Linked DNA regions of Homo sapiens: all the other regions are linked to region 1. A link is an interaction called in ENCODE POLR2A ChIA-PET data of the cell type or tissue named here. Cell type or tissue: CD4-positive, alpha-beta T cell. All regions are shown on one strand. Each heading gives the region's core, and the rest is flanking DNA. Links, peaks and the distances in the headings are about the cores only. Region 1 overlaps MAD1L1 (mitotic arrest deficient 1 like 1). Region 2 overlaps MAD1L1 (mitotic arrest deficient 1 like 1). Region 3 overlaps MAD1L1 (mitotic arrest deficient 1 like 1). Region 4 overlaps MAD1L1 (mitotic arrest deficient 1 like 1).

Region 1 (4,623 bases), core at 216-4,215:
GGTCACTGCGCACCCGAGACCCCGACCTCACGCCACACACAAACATCAGCCGCCCACGGCAGGGAGGTGCAGGGTCACTGCGCACCCGAGACCCCGACCTCACGCCACACACAAACATCAGCCGCCCACGGCAGGGAGGTGCAGGGTCACTGCGCACCCGAGACCCCGACCTCACGCCACACACAAACATCAGCCGCCCACGGCAGGGAGCTGCAGGGTTACTGCGCACCCGAGACCCCGACCTCACGCCACACACAAACAACAGCCGCCCACGGCAGGGAGGTGCAGGGTCACTGCACACCTGAGACCCCGACCTCACATCACACACAAACATCAATTCCACCACATTCTGTCTCCTGGGAGTAGACACAGGTTACTCAAACAGGGTTCAGGAAGTGCTGGCCGTAAAAGAAAAAAAAAAGAGTACAACTGACCTTATAGAAATTAAGAACTTCATCCACTGAAACAGTGGAAAGGCACCCACAGAGCAGGAGGTGCTGTTTGAAAATCACATTTCTGAGAAAGGGTTCAGATCCAGAACATACGAAGAAGTCAGAAATAACCAAGGGCATGTCAGAAATAACCAAGGGCATGTCAGAAATAACCAAGGGCATGTCAGACAACCCACTCTAAAAATCTGCAAAACATGTGAGCAGACACTTCCCAAAAAGACACCCAAAAAGCTGATAAACATATGAAAAGGTGCACACACATGGGCCAGGGCTGGGGCCAGAGGCGCGCACGCACACACACACACACACACACACGCACGCACACAGAGACCAGGACTGGGACCAGAGGCGCACACACACACACGGGCCAGGGCCGGGGCCAGAGGCACACACACACACACACACACACACACACACGGACACAGTCCAGGGCCGGGGCCAGAGGCGCGCACACACACACACACACACACACACATACAGGCCAGGACCGGGACCAGAGGCGCACACACACGGGCCAGGGCCGGGACCAGAGGCGCACACACACGCACACACACACACACACACACACATGGGCCAGGGCTGGGGCCAGAGGCACACACACACACACACGGGCCAGAGCCGGGACCAGAGGCGCGCACACACACACGGGCCAGGGCCAGAGGCGCGCACACACACACGGGCCAGGGCCGGGACCAGAGGCGCACACACACATACGGGCCAGGGCCAGGACCAGAGGCGCTCACACACACACACACACACACGGGCCAGGGCCAGAGGCACACACACACGGGCCAGGGCCGGGACCAGAGGCGCGCGCACACATGGGCCAGGGCCGGGGCCAGCGGTGCACGCACACACATACACACACACATACACACACACACAGGCCAGGGCTGGAGCCAGCGGCGCACACACACGCACACACACGGGCCAGGGCTCCCGCCAAGTGCTGAGATTCTGCAGCTTGTGGCTGTGAGCTGTGGGGCAGTGAGACTGGATGGGCACCCGGTCCCTCAGGCACAGACATGACCATGGTCATGACATGGGTCATGTCAGGCACAGACATGACCATGGTCATGACATGGGTCATGTCAGGCACAGACATGACCCAGCAAGCCAGGCCAGCACCACGCATAGCAATGGCCTCCTCCCCTTTGGCAATGAGTTCCTGCCACCCTTGGGGCTTCTGCCCACGCACTCTCCTATCTCCCAGAGGGGAACAGGGAAACACATCCTGTGTTCAGATCACCCCACGCTCTCAGGAGAGGCCGGTGTGGACACACCCCACGGGGTGAAGAGACCGGGCGCAGTAAGCCTCCAGCCTCCCAAGAGCTCAGGCTGCTGTGGGCCACTGCTCTCCAAGTCCCCGAAGGACGGCGAGGCCTGGCTTGGGCTGTACCCTGGGGACCTCACTTGGGCTGGAGCTCATCAGCCATGGGCAATCGTGGTCCCAGAGCCCAGAATGTGCCTCCAACAGGGAGAGAGGAGAGGATGGGGAAGAAGGGAAGAGACCTCACCCCTCCTGGTGCCACCCCGGACTCTAAGACATCCCCCTGACGTCACGTCACACAAGCTAACTGCTGGCCCTGCCACCCCCCTCATGGAAGAGGCCAGTGGAGATGGACATGCTGACCTGGACCAGGGACCTCCGGCCCCATGGCACGATGGCAGAGGCCGCCGCAGAGGGAAGCGGGGTTTGCAGACACGGCTCGCTTGGCCGCTCCCTCTGTGCTTCTCCTGGGAAGGAGGAGGGGAGGGGAAATCCACCCACTCAGGCCCAGGGGAGAGGGAGGCGGCAGCCCTGCCGCTGGGCCGGGGCAGGAGAGGATCCGCGCAGCTCTTCACAGGTTTTCTGAGAACCTTGTAAACCTCAGAGGATGAAGAGACATCTTGTAACTCTGGCTGAATCACAGACTCTTGGGGTTGAAAGGATTGCTACTTCATCCAGTTTTCACAGCCGGGGTTAAGATAACCCAGTATGCAGAATCCAGCCACCCACACGCACTCAGGAGACCCCTCTGACGGGCGGCACTGGCTTTCCGGGGCCTCTGTGGGCTGGACAGCATCTCAACCTCTTCACCATCCTACGGAGCCTCGAGGAGCCAGGGAGGATGTGGGCAGAGGGTGGGGCCGCCTCCTGCGGAGAGCAGCCAGTCACGGGGCTGTGCAGTCACCCTGCCCCCGTCCTAACCACGTAGCGCTGCAACTGCACCCAGAAAGCCGCAGGGCACACAAGGCCAGCATGGGCCCCGCTGACGGAGCTGCGGGCACGGAAACACGAATCTGAATTTCAGATAACCCGCGTGTGTCCCAAAATATTCTTCTTTTGATTTTCTTCAACCCTTCAAAAATGTACAACGGTTCTTAGTTGAGGGGCTGCACAGAAGGCGGGGCTGTAGTCAGCTGACCCCTGGCAAGAACCAGGCCGCACAGCGTGTACTCAGCCCTCCTCTGACCCAGAGCAGTGAGACCCTCCTCCCCCAGGCCTCACCCTCCTCTTCCTCCCCCCGCAGGCCTCACCCTCCTCTTCCTCTCCCAGGCCTCAGCCTCCTCTTCCTCCCCAGGCTTCAACACCGCGGACCTCCTGAAGGGACCTCCAGGTGGGAGGAGGTAGTGACCATCCTAGAGGCTGCCCAGCAAGGCCTCGCCTGGCCCCAGCATCCTCCTACTTAGCAGATAGGGGGACTTGCAGGAGGGGTCGGGGGTCAGCGGTGGTGCGCCCAGCGCTGGCGTTGGACCCAGCAGTGCCTGAGGACGTCAAGTTCCCCGGGGTGGATGTCCTGGCAACGTTCAACGTTCCACGGGCAGGAACGAGAGCCAGAGGCACAGCCCCAGCCCCCAGCCCCCAGCCAGGGTGCCCCACGACCGGCCCATCATCCTGGGATGAGGTTTCCCCCCTGATGGGGGGCTTGAGGTCCAGGAAACAATTCTGTATATTAGAGGATTTAAGGACCAAAAGCCCAAGCCAGTAGAGATGAAGGAAACCAAATCAAAACAGAGAAAAGATAAAACTGAGAAGTTCTTCTTAAACACCAATCCTGTCACCCTCTGGCCCCCAACAGTGCAGCGCCCTGCACTGCTGGCCCCGCTGGGGGCGAAGGCTTGGTGTGTGCAAAGCCACCGTGTCCGGGCTGGGACCAGCCCCCAGGCTTGTCCTCCTCAGCCGCTACGCATGCACCACCAGGTCCTGCTCTCCCGGAGCCACAGTGTGAGGCCAAGGTCGGCGCAGGTTCCCGTGGCCCGGCTTCCACCTGCAGCAGGAGGCCCTGGGTCACGGAGAGCATTCACTGGGCACCTGCGGCTGGGGCTGGAGCGACCTGCGATGGCACCGCTGACCAGGGCTGAGAACAAGCCTGGGCTCCATAACTGGTGGCGTGGAGAACCCACCTCCCAGGAGGGCGAGGGAAGTGGGAGGACAGGCGCTAGGGCTCTGTGCAGATGGCAACATTCCAGGCACCTAGTCGTCTTTCTGTAAGTTCAGGGGACTTTCCCTGCCTAACGCCTGGAGAAGGCAGAGCCCCTAGAGGCAGCACGGGAGGGGCAGACTGGGCACCACCCACCCGCTCACGTCCCCACCGTGATTCTGGGCCAGGCTCTTGACCTCCACGCGTTCGTTCCTGCCATCCTTCCTTTCTTCCCTTAGTCCATCCACCCGCACACCTGTCTGTCCATCTGACATGATTTCCAGGCCCTGGATGCCCTCAGCACAGCTGTGAATACAGGGGTGGAGCTGCCACTCATGGTGGGAGCAGCTGGCATCCCACAGAGGAGCCTCCTGGGCCAACACTCAGCAAGTGGAGGGGACATTCCCGGCCCCTCCAGAAGGAGGCCACGCCTGAGCCCCTGGGGGCCCAGGACCTCTGCTCCAGGTGAGACAGGACCGTGCCCCAAGGTGGCTGGGGGCGACAGCCAAACTTCCAGCCTGCTGCTGTGACCACAGCCTGGGCAGCGCAGAGTCAGGCACACCATTCCATGCCTCGGAGCCCGCGCGCCACACATTTCAGCAGGTGCTGGAAGTGCAGGGGTAATGGGAGCCCTGTGCTGAGGCCCGTCTCCAGGGCAGCCGAGTGTCGGGATGGGAGGACGGCCCTATGTCCTATACAAACAGCACCACTCCTGCACCCACCCCACCAAGAGGAGCCATTTCAAACACACAGGCAGCAAAACAGCA
Region 2 (4,623 bases), core at 435-4,434, 160 kb after region 1:
ACACCCCATGGCACCCAGGCACAGGCTCACCCTACTCGGCTCCACCACGCCCCACCCCACGGCGCCCAGGCACGCGCTCACCCCTCTTGGCTCTGCCACACCCCACCCCACGGCACCCAAGCACGCGCTCACCCCACTCAGGCCTCAACGTCCTTGTTTCCGGGACACACAAGAGGAGATGACCGCTAAGGCCTCCTCAGCCAAGACCAAGTGGACAGGACTCAAAACCAGCCCAAAATCCAAAGCAGCACAATGCAGGCAGCGAGGACGTGGGGGCCAGAGCCGGGACACCTGGGGAGGGGGTCTCACTCCGCCCAGGCCTCAGACAGGCGACTGCTCCAATTCATCTCAGTCCACACCACTGAGAAAGCAATGGGGCCGAGGAACAATGGGTCCGAGAATGCCAAGGAACCCAAGCTGGGAGCCAGGCAGTGAATGAGAAAGTGCTTCTCACACCTAGAGAAGCTATGAGGGTGAGAACCCAGGCAGCAGGAGGTGCGGACACCCACAGCCACAGCCGGCCATCCACGGGCACCAGGCCTCTGGAGGTGCAGAAGGGCACGCCCCTGGCACAGGGGATGAGGCAAGAGACACACAGCAGCAGCAGGGGCTGCCCGGACCAGCAGGGAGTGGTGCTGAGTGGGGAAGGGAGACAGTGAGGCCTTGAGGCTGCAGAGGCGTCTGGGACCCCTGGGAGCAGCGCCTGCATCGAGACTCAGCCCATTCTGAGGCTCATGCCTGGGCAGTGTTCCTCAGCAAGGGACGAGGGCCGGGAAAGCAGAAGGGGTGCCCCTGCTGTAGGCTTCTGCACTCAGGTCTCCCAGACCAACGGGGAGGGCACGCTCAGCAGCGCGGTGTCGCACTGGATCAAAGTAAGACGGAACTGAGAGGAAGCTTCACCTCCAGCGGGAGGAAGGCAGCGGAATCACTCATGCGGCGGCTCCATGCCACACAGCTCTGTCTTCTCGGGGCACAGAGGACAGATCAGTGAGGACGCCCGCGACTTCAGACTCTGAAGACACACTTGGAATCACCTTGCTTTGGAGGACTCAAAATGACCTTGAGTCTTTGAGGCCCCAGGACTGGGGCTGACTGCACAGCGCCGTCCTCTGCCAAAGCCCCGTAGCACCAGAGCGCCAGTCACACACCAGGCCTCTGCGCAGAAGGCGCATGGCAAACACCCTCCGTCCACAGATGAGGCCTGCGCAGCACACGCCACGGGGACCCAGGTGCTCAGTCCAGACAGGAACAAGAGACCTCGGGCCCTAAACCCTGTGACAACCAGACACAAAGTGGGCAAGAGTCCCTCCCACTCACCGCAGAGATCCAAATAGCCAGGGTCCCTCTCCCCTGCTGCCTGGGGTCCCACCAACCATGCCGTACGCAGCAGCAGTCACCCAAGCCATCATGTGTATGGTCTCTTGCCTGGTTAACAAGTCAGGAAGGCTACGCTAAGGACGGCCCCCTCAAACAAATGGGCAGGGAGCACAGCACGGCAGACACGTCCATCCAGCACAGCCCTGGTCACGGAGGACACGGCACATGCAAGAGCCGCCTGCTGCCACTGCTCCAGGAGGCCCAAGGGAGCGCACTACCACACCCGATAGCTGCCCGGCATGAGCCAGAGGCAATGAAGATCTACACACCACAGGGCTCACACCACACGCCAGGCATCACGCACCAAGGCCCGGCGTCCCCAGAGGTGGGCCCAAGGGGAAATGGAGGAACAGAAGGAAAGCCCCTGGAGGGCCAAATAAAGGGGTCAGAAAAGACGCTACTCGAACTGGACCTCAAAGGCTGAGCTGGAATTTGCTAAGCCAAGAGGGCAGGTGGGAATTCTTATAGAGGAAACAACAGGAAGGTGCCGGAATGTCTGGGGATGGAGGGCACCCTGGCATGGACACGGAGGCCTCCTGACACGATGGGTGGCAAGGGTGACAGAAACACAAGTGACCCCAGTGCACGTGGCTGAAGAGGGTGAGCTTCACTGAGGCTCCTAAGCGCAGTGGTAGCACAGCCTCCCATGGTCCAGGAAGGAGCATCCCCCAACGCACCGCTAACACTGGTGACCAGACTCCACCCCGACCGCCAGGTCAACATGCAGCAGCCACAGCCTGTCTCACCTGGACCCACAGCCCCGCCTGCCCTGTGCACTCCGGCGCCCGGCCCACTGTGGAGGGTGCAGGTCAGGTGCTCGCTCTGTTCCTCAACAGGAGTTGTTTCCCGCAGCCCCTGCCGCCTTGGCTTCGTTAGCATTCAACAGCAATTTATTCCTCTCTCGCTGCCTTCTTTTGTGCAGCAGAGATAAGTAATGTTTCTAATCTGTGCTATCTCCCAGCTGCAAATGTTCAAGCACTTTTTTCTTTTTATTTAAAAAAATGAAATCTCATTTTAGATTTGCAAAAGAGACAGCTAGCAATCTTTACTGTACTAACAACCCGCCACCCAGAGGCCAGGCGGGAGCGTGGACGGAAGTGAGCGCATCGGGCTGGGAGACAGCCGAATCTCAGAAGTCAGCACTGGGAGATTCATTTCTCTTCTCTTCAAAAAACCCATTAGACGTGGTTCAGAAGAGGTACTCCTACCCGAGACCCAGGAAGCACCCGGGCCGTGGCTTCCTGTGAACAGTCCTCAGGCGTGAGCTCTCAACCCTGCAGGGAGGAGCCCCTGGTAGGCCATTCTGGCCATGAAACTATCCCCAGTGGGACTGGCTGCCGACTGTGAGGAGTCACCTCCCACCAGCCCAGCCCTCGATGCCCCAGGCATGACTCAGAAGAACCAGCACCAATGCTCTTGGTGTCATCTGGGCTAACCTAGCACATGGATTTTCAAACTTCTCACAGCTCAAGCCAAGGGGCTGGCTGTGAGCTCCTTACAGGTAGAGGTCATTCCTTACACTTCGCCCCCAGCCACACAAAGCCCAAAACCGTCTCAGGGACATGGGCATTTAATAACTACCTGTTGATGGATAAGGACATAGGTGAGAAGCAAATCCCAGGCAACCATTGAGGTTTGAGAGACAGGTGCACACTGCTTTACGACGGCCAGCGCAGTCAGCTGCAAGTACTTTCTGTTCCAGACCAGCAGGGAAAATGAGGAGGAAAAGGTCTCAAAGCCCAGCCTGTTTCTGAGCAGAGCTAGGAATCCCAGCTGACTAGATCTCCGCGTTCTCCTTTACTCTTGAAACTCTATGGCAGAAAGCACGGCCTTTTGACCTTGAGCCTTCTGACAGATAGTAAGAAGCATGCCACAGCCAGGCGCTTCTGAGCGTGAAGCACCTGCTTCCTGGAGGGGGTGCCACACTCCAGACATTACAATGCTGGTGCCTTGCTCTGTGGTACTGCCGCTTTGCTTCTGCTTTACCCTACCCACCTGCCCACCCGGCGCGTCTGCCTCGTCCTGGCAGGACAAGCCCTGAGCGGGCCCTGCACCATCTGCAGGCCTCCTGACACCTGAGAGCAGAGATGCTGTCCGTGTCCTGGGCCCTGGCTGCAAACCGGAAGGCGTCCTTGGAAACGGCCGCACTGGGCCAGCACACAGCAAGCAGGGAGAGTGGGAGCCGCGTCCACCCAAGCCCCAGGTCCTGGCCGCAAATCATCACTTCATCTTGGCAGCTCATTCTGTTTTTATCATCAGTTTTAAATAATTAAGCTGGCCCTGAAGGGGGTTGGAGGGTGGGAGGGGAACAGCTCGTTGCCCAAGGCCAAGCCCCAGCGACTGGAGGCGCGGCTCCAGCATGACTCCTGTCGGGAGGGGCGCAGGGGCCTCCAGTGCCCCCCACCTCCACTCTGCAGACACGCCTGACAACTTGACGTTGGTGTTAAAGTCGTATCATTTCTGTAACAGTGCAGTTATTAACGAAGCCTCATTTGCACGTGTCAGGGGAAGAGAAAAATCACCTAATTAACCACTTTCCCCATCAGCAAGAGGATGGGGGGAGTGCTGCCAATTTGTTTTCAACGGCTTCCTTCCCACCCTCAGAAACTTGCTCCCCTTCAATGGGAAAAAACTCATAATCCTTTGTCACAAGGGACTGGAAAAACCCTAGTTTCCACTGTGGGAACATTCATACACCAAAGAGGATGCGGGCTTTTGTGCTATGGGGTCTGCCCTGGGGGGAAGGGCCACAGCCACTGTGCCTGGCGCGAGACTGGGGCTCCACTCCTAAAGGGTCTCCATTCAGGTGGGTGGCATGAGACTGGGGCTCCACTCCTAAAGGGTCTCCATCCAGGTGGGTGGCATGAGACTGGGGCTCCACTCCTAAAGGGTCTCCATCCAGGTGGGTGGCATGAGACTGGGGCTCCACTCCTAAAGGGTCTCCATCCAGGTGGGTGGCATGAGACTGGGGCTCCACTCCTAAAGGGTCTCCATCCAGGTGGGTGGCATGAGACTGGGGCTCCACTCCTAAAGGGTCTCCATCCAGGTGGGTGGCAGGAGACTGGGGCTCCACTCCTAAAGGGTCTCCATCCGGGTGCCTGGCGTGAGACTGGGGCTCCATTCCTAAAGGGCCTCCATCCAGGAGGCTGTGCACCTGGACCCTGAGAGCCAGTAAAGAACAAAGACGCTTCTTCCCTCAACTTACCAAAGTGAGCAGCCTCTATGCTGCCACCCACCAGACTACCG
Region 3 (4,623 bases), core at 328-4,327, 98 kb after region 1:
GCTCCCAGGCATGAGCGCGGGAGCACTGACAAGTGGGGACAGAGCTGGGGTCCAGGCTCCCAGGCATGAGCGCGGGAGCACTGACAAGTCGGGACAGAGCTGGGGTCCAGGCTCCCAGGCATGAGCGCGGGAGCACTGACAAGTCGGGACAGAGCTGGGGTCCAGGCTCCCAGGCATGAGCGCGGGAGCACTGACAAGTCGGGACAGAGCTGGGGTCCAGGCTCCCAGGCATGAGCGCGGGAGCACTGACAAGTCGGGACAGAGCTGGGGTCCAGGCTCCCAGGCATGAGCGCGGGAGCACTGACAAGTCGGGACAGAGCTGGGGTCCAGGCTCCCAGGCATGAGCGCGGGAGCACTGACAAGTCGGGACAGAGCTGGGGTCCAGGCTCCCAGGCATGAGCGCGGGAGCACTGACAAGTCGGGACAGAGCTGGGGTCCAGGCTCCCAGGCATGAGCGCGGGAGCACTGACAAGTTGGGACAGAGCTGGGGTCCAGGCTCCCAGGCATGAGCGCGGGAGCACTGACAAGTGGGGACAGAGCTGGGGTCCAGGCTCCCAGGCATGAGCGCGGGAGCACTGACAAGTCGGGACAGAGCTGGGGTCCAGGCTCCCAGGCATGAGCGCGGGAGCACTGACAAGTCGGGACAGAGCTGGGGTCCAGGCTCCCAGGCATGAGCGCGGGAGCACTGACAAGTCGGGACAGAGCTGGGGTCCAGGCTCCCAGGCATGAGCGCAGGAGCGCTGACAAGTCAGGACAGGGGAGGACGATGCATTCCTGCGCCACCTCCGTGCGGGGAACCAGAGCTCCAGCCTGAATCCCTTAGGGTTGGCTCAGAGTCCTCTCTGGATGAAGTGTCTAGTCTGAGGAGGACAATCCATCCGGTCGTGAGTTTGGACTCTTCCTACACACAAAGGCCAATATATCAAAATTAAATCCCACGGAAGCCCAGGTTGTCACTGGAGAGCATTCCCCAAGCTCCAGGCAGTGGTAAATCAGAGGCCTGAATCCACTGTGGGCCCTCTTTTGAACAGAAGACAAAAGGAAGAGCTTACCCCTAAAGGCAACCCAGCAACCCAGACGTGTGCCTGTCCCACCTCCCCAAGGCCAGGGCTCCTGATCAGAGGTGCTGTAAAGACTCAACAGCCCTGGCAGTACAGGGAGCCCAAGCAGGTGTCGGAAATGACACTGGGTACCTAGAATCCTAAGAACTAAGCTGTCTACAGATGCAGACCAACCAGGTGGGAGGTGGTCAGCTAGATCCCACCAACGCCACTCATACCCACCAACGCGCACGAGGCACGCTCCGCCTCCTGAACACTCCTCCCAGGGCTCCTCCAGCACTCCTCCCACAGCTCCCCCCACAGCACGAGCTTCCGCGTGCCCACCCACGCGCAGAAGACCTCCACCTGCCGCATGCTCCTCCCACAGCTCCCCCCACAGCATGAGCTTCCACGCGCCCACGAAGGTGTCCAGCCATGCAGCAAACGTGGATCAGGCCCAGGTACACATCAGATCTCACCGGTTCCAGTGCCTTCTGCCACGTGGAAATTTCGGCTCCTTCTTTGTCTTCTTAATAGACTCTTCTTTTTTTTTTTTTTTTTTAGAACGGGTTTAGATTTAGAAGAATGGAGAAGATGGTAGAGACTTTTCACATATTCCACACCCAGGTGCCCCACTGTTAACATCTTACACGAGCACAGTGTGCTGGCCACAATAAGGAGCCAGCATGGACCCAGGCACGCCTTGCTCTCCTGGACTACACAGATACTGTGCTTCTTACAAATGGAAGGCTTGTGGCCGTCCTGCCTTCGGCGAGGCACCATGTTCCCAACAGCATGTGCTCCCTACACGGCTCTGTCACATCTGGTAATCCTCATGGCGTTTCAGACATTGTATCACTATTATATCTGTTGTGGTCTGTAATGGGTGGTCTCTGATCTTACTACTGTCATTGATTCTGGGGCGCCACGTCCTGACTGTACTTCCGACATTGCATCACTGTTATGTCTGTTGTGGTCTGTGATCGGCGGTCTCCGATCTTACTGCTGTCATTGATTCTGGGACGCCACACACTATGCTCCTCAGACGGCAAAAGCTTCACCGACCAACGCTGCTTGTGTCTGGCTGCTTCACTGACCAGCCATCTCCCTCCCTCCCTCTCCTTGGGCCTCTCTATTCCCTGGGCGACACAACAGTATTAAAATCAGGCCAATTAATAACCCTACAACAGCCTCTAAGCATTCAAGAGAAAGGAAGAGTCGCATGTCTCTCCTTTAAACCAAAAGCTAGAAAGGATTAAGCTTAGTGAGGAAGGCGTGCCAAAAGCAAAGATAAGCCGAAAGCCAGGCCTCTCGTGCCAAACAGCTCGCCAAGTTGTGAATGCAAAGGGAAAGTTCTTGGAGGAAATTAAAAGTGCTGCTCCACTGAACACACCAACGATAAGAAAGTGAAACTGTCTTATTGCTGATACGGAGAAGTCTGAGTGGTCTGGATAGATCAAACCAGCCCCAACATTCCCTTAAGTCAGAGCAAGTTCCACGAGGCTGAGAGAGGTGGGAAAGCTGCAGAATTCAAGTCTGAAGCTAGCAGAGGTGGGTTCATGAGGTTTACATTAAGAGGCAGTCCCCATCACATAAAAGTACAAGGTGAAGCCGCAAGTGCTGACGGAGAAGCTGCAGCAAGTTCTCCAGAAGATCCAGCTAAGAGCACCAATGAAGGTGGCCACACTAAACACCAGATTTGCAGTGCACATAAAACAGCCTTCTGCTGGAAGATGCCGTCTAGGGCTTTTACAGTTACAGAGGAGAAGTCGATCCCTGCCTTCAAAGTTTCAGAGGACAAGCTGATGCTGTTAGGAGATAATGAAGCTGATGACTTTTTTTTTTTTTTTTTTTTTTTTTTTTGAGACACAGTCTCACTCATTCTGTCACCCAGGCTGGAGCACGGTGGCACAATCTTGGCTCACTGCAACCTCCGCCTTCTGGGTTCAAGCAATTCTCCTGCCTCAGCCTCCCAAGTAGCCGGGATTACAAGTGTGTGCCACCACGCCTCACTAATTTTTTGTATTTTTAGTAGAGACAGGGTTTCACCATGCTGGCCAGGATGGTCTCGAACTCCTGCTGACCTCAAGTGATCCGCCCACCTCGACCTCTCAAAGTGCTGGGATTCCATGCATCAGCTACTGTGCCTGATCTAAGCTTTTTATTTTGATCCAATTACAGATTCACTTGGAGCTATAAAAAATAATACAGAGATCACAAGTAGCATTCATCCAGTTCCTCCCAATAGCAACATCTGGCACAACTACAGCACAGTATCACAACCCGTATGCCGACAATGATACAGTCAAGATACAGCACATTTCATCACCACAAAAACCCCTCGGGTTGTCCGTTCACAGCCACGATTCCTCCTGTGCGTCTCCGTAACTCACGGCAGCCATCCACAGGCTGTCTATCACTTCAGCCTTTTAATAACGTCATGCAAATGGGATCATGCAGCACACGACCTTCAGGGACTGGGCTCTTCGCTCCGCTAAACTCCCTGGAGATCTATTCAAGTATGTTTATCCACAGTGAATTCCTTCTTAGTCCTGAGTATTACTCTGTGTGACGGAGGCACTACCGTTGTTTAACCATCACCACCGAAGGACATCAGAATTCTTTCCAGTTTTTGGCCATTATGCAAAAGCTGCTAGGAAGAGTCCTCTGTCGGGTTTTGTCCGAACCTCGGTTTTATTTCACTGGAATCGACACCCAGGAATGCGACTGCTGGTCATATGGGAGCTGCAGTGCAGTTTTTAAGAAACCCTCGAGCTGGTTCCAGGGTGGCTGCACCCTGTCACTCTCCCATCAGCAAGGCACCAGAGATGGAGTTTCTCTACACACTGACTGGCATCTGATGGTGTCCGTTTCTGAACTTTGACAGGTGTGCAGTGACACCTCACTGTGGTTTTAACTTGCATTTCCCTCATGACTAATGATGTTGAACATCTTTCCACGGGCTTAACTGTCATCTGTATATGTTATTTGGTAAAAAGGTCTGTCTATATCTTTTGCTTGTTTGCTAATTAGGTGTGTCTGTTTTGTTTTTCTATTACTGAGTTTTGAGAGTTTTCTCATCTATTACAGATAACAAATCGTCTTTGTCAGATATGAAGCTTGCAAATAGTTCCTCTTTATCTCTACCTTGTCTTTTCATCTCTTCACAGGAACTTTCACGGGGCAAAAATTTTAATCTTGATGGAGTCCAACTTCAGTTGACCCAAGCAGAAGGAACGAAATAATAAATATTAGAGCAAAAATAAGTGAAATAAAGAACACAAAAACAATAAAAGAAATCGGTCAAGCCTAAAGTTGGTTCTGTGAGAATAGCAACAGAATTGACAGAAACTTTTAGCTGGGCCAACCAAGGAAACAAGAAAGAGGGTGCAGATCACTGCAGTTGGGAGTGAAAGAGACACTAGCTGACCTTCCAGAGATAAAGGCTGTAAAGGAATACTACGAACAGCTGCATGCCGAAAATTAATAACGGAGGTGAAATGAACAAACTCCTGAAAAGACAAAAGCTACCAAAACTGACTCAAGAGAAACACAGACAACCTGAGTAGACCCACAGAACAGC
Region 4 (4,623 bases), core at 432-4,431, 91 kb after region 1:
AAAAAAAAAATAAGGCTTCACACAGTGCAACAAGGCTGCGCAGGGCAACAAGGCTGCGCAGTGCCACGGTCAGTGTGAAGAAGCAAAGCCACCAAGAAGACAGGAGTGAAACCCTGGAACAACCTGGAGGGTGGCGAAGCTTTCTTAAACAGGACACACACAAATCACAACCACAAAGGGAGGTAAAGATTGATAAATTAGATTTCATTCAAATTAAGAATTTCTGTTTAGAGTGTGAAAAGCTGCTACAGAATGAGAGGAGACATTTGAAATACAAATACCTAACAAAAGATGATATAATCTCCCATTCTGTAGTGTTAGTCACAGTAGCCAAGAAATAAAGAAATTCAAACGCCCATTCACAGAAAATTTTAAAAATTATGACGTGATATACCCATAAGATAGAAATGAAATAACACAGCAACAGAAACCAAACACGAAAGATTACACGCTGCATGGCTCCATTTCACAACATTTTTAAATGGGCAGAACTGGCGTGTGAGAATCGGGAAGGCAGGGCTTTGGGGGAGGTGGAGGAGCCGGCAGGTGAACTTGGGAGCCCTGGTGACACCGTGTTCCCGACCGTGGAGCTGAGACATGGATGGACTGATTTCATCATAGCCCTCTAAGATGTACTCTCAGGACAAAGCACTTTCTGTATGTCTGTTATGCTCTAATAAAAAGATTAAAAGGCAGTAATTTTTTTTTTTAAACGGAACTCCATAATTTGAAGAGCTTGGCTGTGGTTGTAAGTCCCATTTACAAACAGCTCAGGGCAAACACACTCAGATGGAACCGTGAGCCCAACTCGGACTCCAGAGGCCTGGAGGCCTAACTTTCTGGCAGTGGGAGAGCAAGGGCGGTGGGAGTTGGTGGCAGGCGCAGGGCACTCTGCATGACACACCCAGGGCAGCAGAAGAGGAGGAGCCCAGCAAGTTTCTAGGCAAGAGAGTGATTGATAGAGGGTAATTTGAGGTTGATGTGCGAGTTATGATTACAATGAAATGAGAGAGGGGAAAAGCTTCAGATGGAGCTGAAGAGAAGTAAAAATCCAAGGAACAGAAACAAGATCATCCCTAGCGCCCAGACACGAGTGCCAGGAGAAAGGTCTCTGGAAAGGGCAGATGCTGGCTGTCCCCTCCTACACAGTCCTGTGGACACCGGGCTCACCACATTCAGGGAGCAGATGGAAATCGAGTCTTTGGCCCAAGCTGCTCCCCGTGTAATCCTAGCCTCATTTCTGCAGGGCACCCCTGGCTGGCAGAGAGTGCCCCAGAAACGCGGAACCCAGAGCTGTGTACAGGTGCATGTCCGCTACGCCCCGCCCCGCGCTCCACGGAAGGTCCACACACAGCCTGAGGAGGTTCCCCCAGCCCACAGTGACGCCCGGGGTGGAGGTCACAAAGTTTTCAGAGTCATCCAAACTCATTACCTTGCTAACTGGGTAAAAAGTCCAGTTCAATGGATGGTGACTGAATTAGAGGGCGATTGTAACAGAATGCAATTCTACTATTAATAATTTCCGTATAGCAGCTCGAACAAAGCACTGACAAAGTGTCACCAAATGCATTTCTTGCTTCACTTCTTTCATGAACAGATAAGGCTAATTCACTTGCTTACGCTAATTAGAGCCTGTTACACGCGGGCCCCTGAACAGCCTTGATGTGCAGAGGCCCCTGGGTAAGCCAGGGCGCCAGTGACAGGTGGCCGGACCCCGCAGGAGTGGAACCTGCCCATCTGCGCTTGACGAAAATGCCTCCAAAACAAACCAGACGCCGCCCCGGCAGAGGAAACTGAGAATGAGGAGAAACGGTCTCTTTTCCCGATGAAAGGGTTCTCTGTAATGGGCACCAATGACCAGGTTTTGAAGGGCAATACTGTGGGTCAGCGAGGGTTTCCGGGGCCCCGTGGGAGGCGCCCTGCTGTCAGACGCGTTTCTGTCCTCCTCAGCCCCCAACCTGCGCCTGGTGCTCTCGGCCAACCTTGCTCAGAGCTTGATGATACCATGTCTCTCCCTTGTTCCCATTCCATCCTCTCTGTTCTTCCTCATTTTTGCCTCAAGTTCCACAAGTCTCATTACAAGGTTATCTTATCTGACCAATAAACCCGGTTTACTGTTGACAAAGCTCTATTTCTGCTGGGCGACTGGATTCGGAGGAGCCCCCAGGAGAAAAAACGGTCCCCAGCCTTCAGCAGCATCCTCCCTCCAGCAGCCAGCTGTGCATTCTCCATGAACTGCACCTACGCGAGCTCTCCTGAAGGCAGCAGGAGGCTGAACACCAGGCCGCTCAGAGAGGAAGCACGGGGTCCTCTCCCACTACTCACCCCTCTGCCTGCAGCTGCACCAGGCACACAGAGCACGCTCCCTTCCCTGCCCCACAGCTGTCTTGGGGTTACCCTCAGCCAGCTCCTCCTCTGGCTTCCTGCCGTCACACCCTCCCCACTGGCCTCCACCACCCACGTGTAGCTGTGGGGGAGGGGGAAAAGGGGCTGTTCTGGGCTCCCCACCAGCAAGCCTGGTTTTTACAATTTCAACCTCTGATAAAAAGCTCTACAACACCTATTGTAGGAAGGAGTGGAATCAATTATGATTTCCCGAGGCAATTTTACTTACATTTCACACTGCTCTATGACAAATTCCACTTCATTTGTGTTCGCTGTATAAATGCATTCCCCAGCATCCACCTGAACCAGCACCAGCCTTGTTACAGCAGCTGCTCACACCTGCGCTATGACGACGTGGGTGCCGTGCACATCTGGGAGGGCACTGGGACCATCCTGACAGGAAGCCATACCCAAGCCACAGTGGCTGCAGACGGCCCCTCACCAGGGAGGAGGACGTGACCCTCGCAAGGTCTCGCCAGCATGCCTGACCCACGCGGATATGGGGCCATGGGCCTGAGACAGGCCCTGTGCCGCATGGCTCTATTTTGAGTGCAGTTTATTTGACAGGACAGGGAGAAAGGAGAGCAGGGCAACGTGGGAAACAGACAGCACAGTGGAGTCACGGCTCTGGGGCCACTACTCAGCCTGAGCAGTCAGACGGGTTCCTTTCCTCTCTAGGCCTCCAGCGTTCCTATCAGCAAAACAGGGAATTAGATGGACTTGGTCTTCTACAGTTCAAAAATCTTACAGTGCTGCAAAGTCTAGGTGGCTTTCTCCACCGACGGGTAACAGGCAGGCAGCCAGTGCCCAGGGTGCCAGGCACACTCCGGGCCTTGTGCCAAGGAGTTTCCATGCATCAGCTCCCTGACCCCTCATTCATGCGGGACGCCCGGCCCCAGTCCCTGTCCAGTGCCTGGAACAGAACAGGTGCTCAGGAACTGTGTGTTCAATTAAAAAATGAACGAGTGAAACCATCAGCCAATCAGTCCTCGGAACCACCTCCTGAGGCAGGCTGGAGTCCTCCCTTTCAGATGAGGACAAGGCTCCAGGGGAAGGCGCGCGCCCCAGGTCTCCAGCCTCCGTGAAGCCGAGCCTGGGCTCTTGGCCATCATGCTAACGGGCAGGTGGGAAAGCGCTTGCCCAGCCCTGGGCTCTAATAGCTACCTAAAGCCCCCGGGCAGCAGTGACCCCACGAGTCCTGAAAAGATTTGGTGCACATCCATGGCCAGGGGCAGGCCATTACCCAAACAGCTCTGACATCAGGGTCCTTCCTCAACTGAAAGCTCATCTCAGCTGGGGAGAGCTGGCCTTGCCTTCGTCTCCTTCAGAGCTGTGCTGGGCTGAGTGGGGCCAGAAATCAGCATGAGGAGAATTCAAAACAAGATGACTCGCCCATGGGAAGTACCTCCCACCAGGCTCGAGGGACCCTGTGCTGCTTCTGGCATTTTGAATTCGCGCCCAGGGCTGTGGGCTCCCACCAGGGTCAGGCCAGCTCCTAGCAAGTGGTGAGGGGGGTGGCGCCGGCCTGCTCTCCCAGAACTCAGCCTGGAGAGGGAGGCAGACGTGAGCACTGTAAGAACAGGCGAGGACAGGCAGGGCACTCAGGGAGCCCCACACCAGGAAGGAAGACCCACTCTGCACACAGGGAGAGTGTGCATGGGGCAGGGGGGCAAGGCGCCCCCGCAGAAGGACGTGGAGAGGGCACCAGCTGAGAAGATGCCCCCAGCCCACTGGTATCACGTGTCTACTGCCTTCTTGGGGTACAGCAGCGTGGGCTGAGGACACCCAGCTGACGCTGCCACTGACTGGCCATGATAAACAGACGCAGAACTCCGAGAGCTCACGCTCCCAGCCCAGCACCCCACTCATACACTCGCCAGCCAGGCACCACGTGCCAGGCCCTGTGCTGGCCAGGAGGTGGGCCCTTCGATCATCCCATTCTCACAGAGACAGCCCGGGTGCTGCAGGTGTGAGTAACGCACCCCGGGGGCACAGAACACCTGGGTGCGGAGCCCCAGTTTGAACCAGCCCAGATGACCCGGTCACCCCTGCCCTCGCCTGCTTCACTGCACTAGAACTAAAGGAAACAAGATGGATACTCCATGGAGCAAGGCCCTGAAAGGCTGTGGGCCCCGAAGCAGTGGAAGGAATGACAGAGAAAGACCAGCACGCTTCGCCACACCAACACCTCCGTGGGTCCCAAAACGCCACTTAAAAACACAAAAGGTAAAAGACAAA

The links. Peaks named below come from ENCODE experiments on the same cell type or tissue, not always from the same donor. Only the 100,000 strongest peaks of a DNase experiment are listed, where the experiment ranks them.
Region 2: POLR2A ChIA-PET joins it to region 1 with 13 read pairs; 4 of 35 experiments call an interaction of 5 or more read pairs at or near these places.
Region 3: POLR2A ChIA-PET joins it to region 1 with 33 read pairs; 5 of 35 experiments call an interaction of 5 or more read pairs at or near these places.
Region 4: POLR2A ChIA-PET joins it to region 1 with 10 read pairs; 5 of 35 experiments call an interaction of 5 or more read pairs at or near these places.

The regions. Positions count from the first base shown.
Region 1 is chr7:1,938,003-1,942,625 of GRCh38, forward strand. All of the region lies in intron 16 of MAD1L1 (mitotic arrest deficient 1 like 1), which reads right to left. Among named protein-coding and RNA genes, the nearest start is that of MIR4655, 96 kb to the left of the region's middle. RefSeq lists enhancers at 1,917-1,966, 1,963-2,548, 2,387-2,476, 2,597-2,646, 2,667-2,766. In CD4-positive, alpha-beta T cell, for the core only: no CTCF peak of the experiment used is centred there; DNase peaks (open chromatin) are centred at 1,289, 1,709, 2,629, 3,899 and 1 weaker place; H3K4me3 peaks cover 3,022 bases; H3K27ac peaks cover 2,030 bases.
Region 2 is chr7:2,097,124-2,101,746 of GRCh38, forward strand. The region is part of intron 11 of MAD1L1 (mitotic arrest deficient 1 like 1); the gene reads right to left. Among named protein-coding and RNA genes, the nearest start is that of SNORA114, 10 kb to the left of the region's middle. RefSeq lists an enhancer at 3,336-3,385. In CD4-positive, alpha-beta T cell, for the core only: a CTCF peak has its summit at 2,397 (motif pointing left); DNase peaks (open chromatin) are centred at 2,588 and 3,288.
Region 3 is chr7:2,035,624-2,040,246 of GRCh38, forward strand. The region is part of intron 12 of MAD1L1 (mitotic arrest deficient 1 like 1); the gene reads right to left. Among named protein-coding and RNA genes, the nearest start is that of SNORA114, 51 kb to the right of the region's middle. In CD4-positive, alpha-beta T cell, for the core only: no CTCF peak of the experiment used is centred there; DNase peaks (open chromatin) are centred at 1,988, 2,563 and 2,608; H3K4me3 peaks cover 1,193 bases; H3K27ac peaks cover 825 bases.
Region 4 is chr7:2,028,876-2,033,498 of GRCh38, forward strand. All of the region lies in intron 12 of MAD1L1 (mitotic arrest deficient 1 like 1), which reads right to left. Among named protein-coding and RNA genes, the nearest start is that of SNORA114, 58 kb to the right of the region's middle. RefSeq lists enhancers at 2,537-3,218, 3,901-4,580. In CD4-positive, alpha-beta T cell, for the core only: no CTCF peak of the experiment used is centred there; a DNase peak (open chromatin) is centred at 2,416.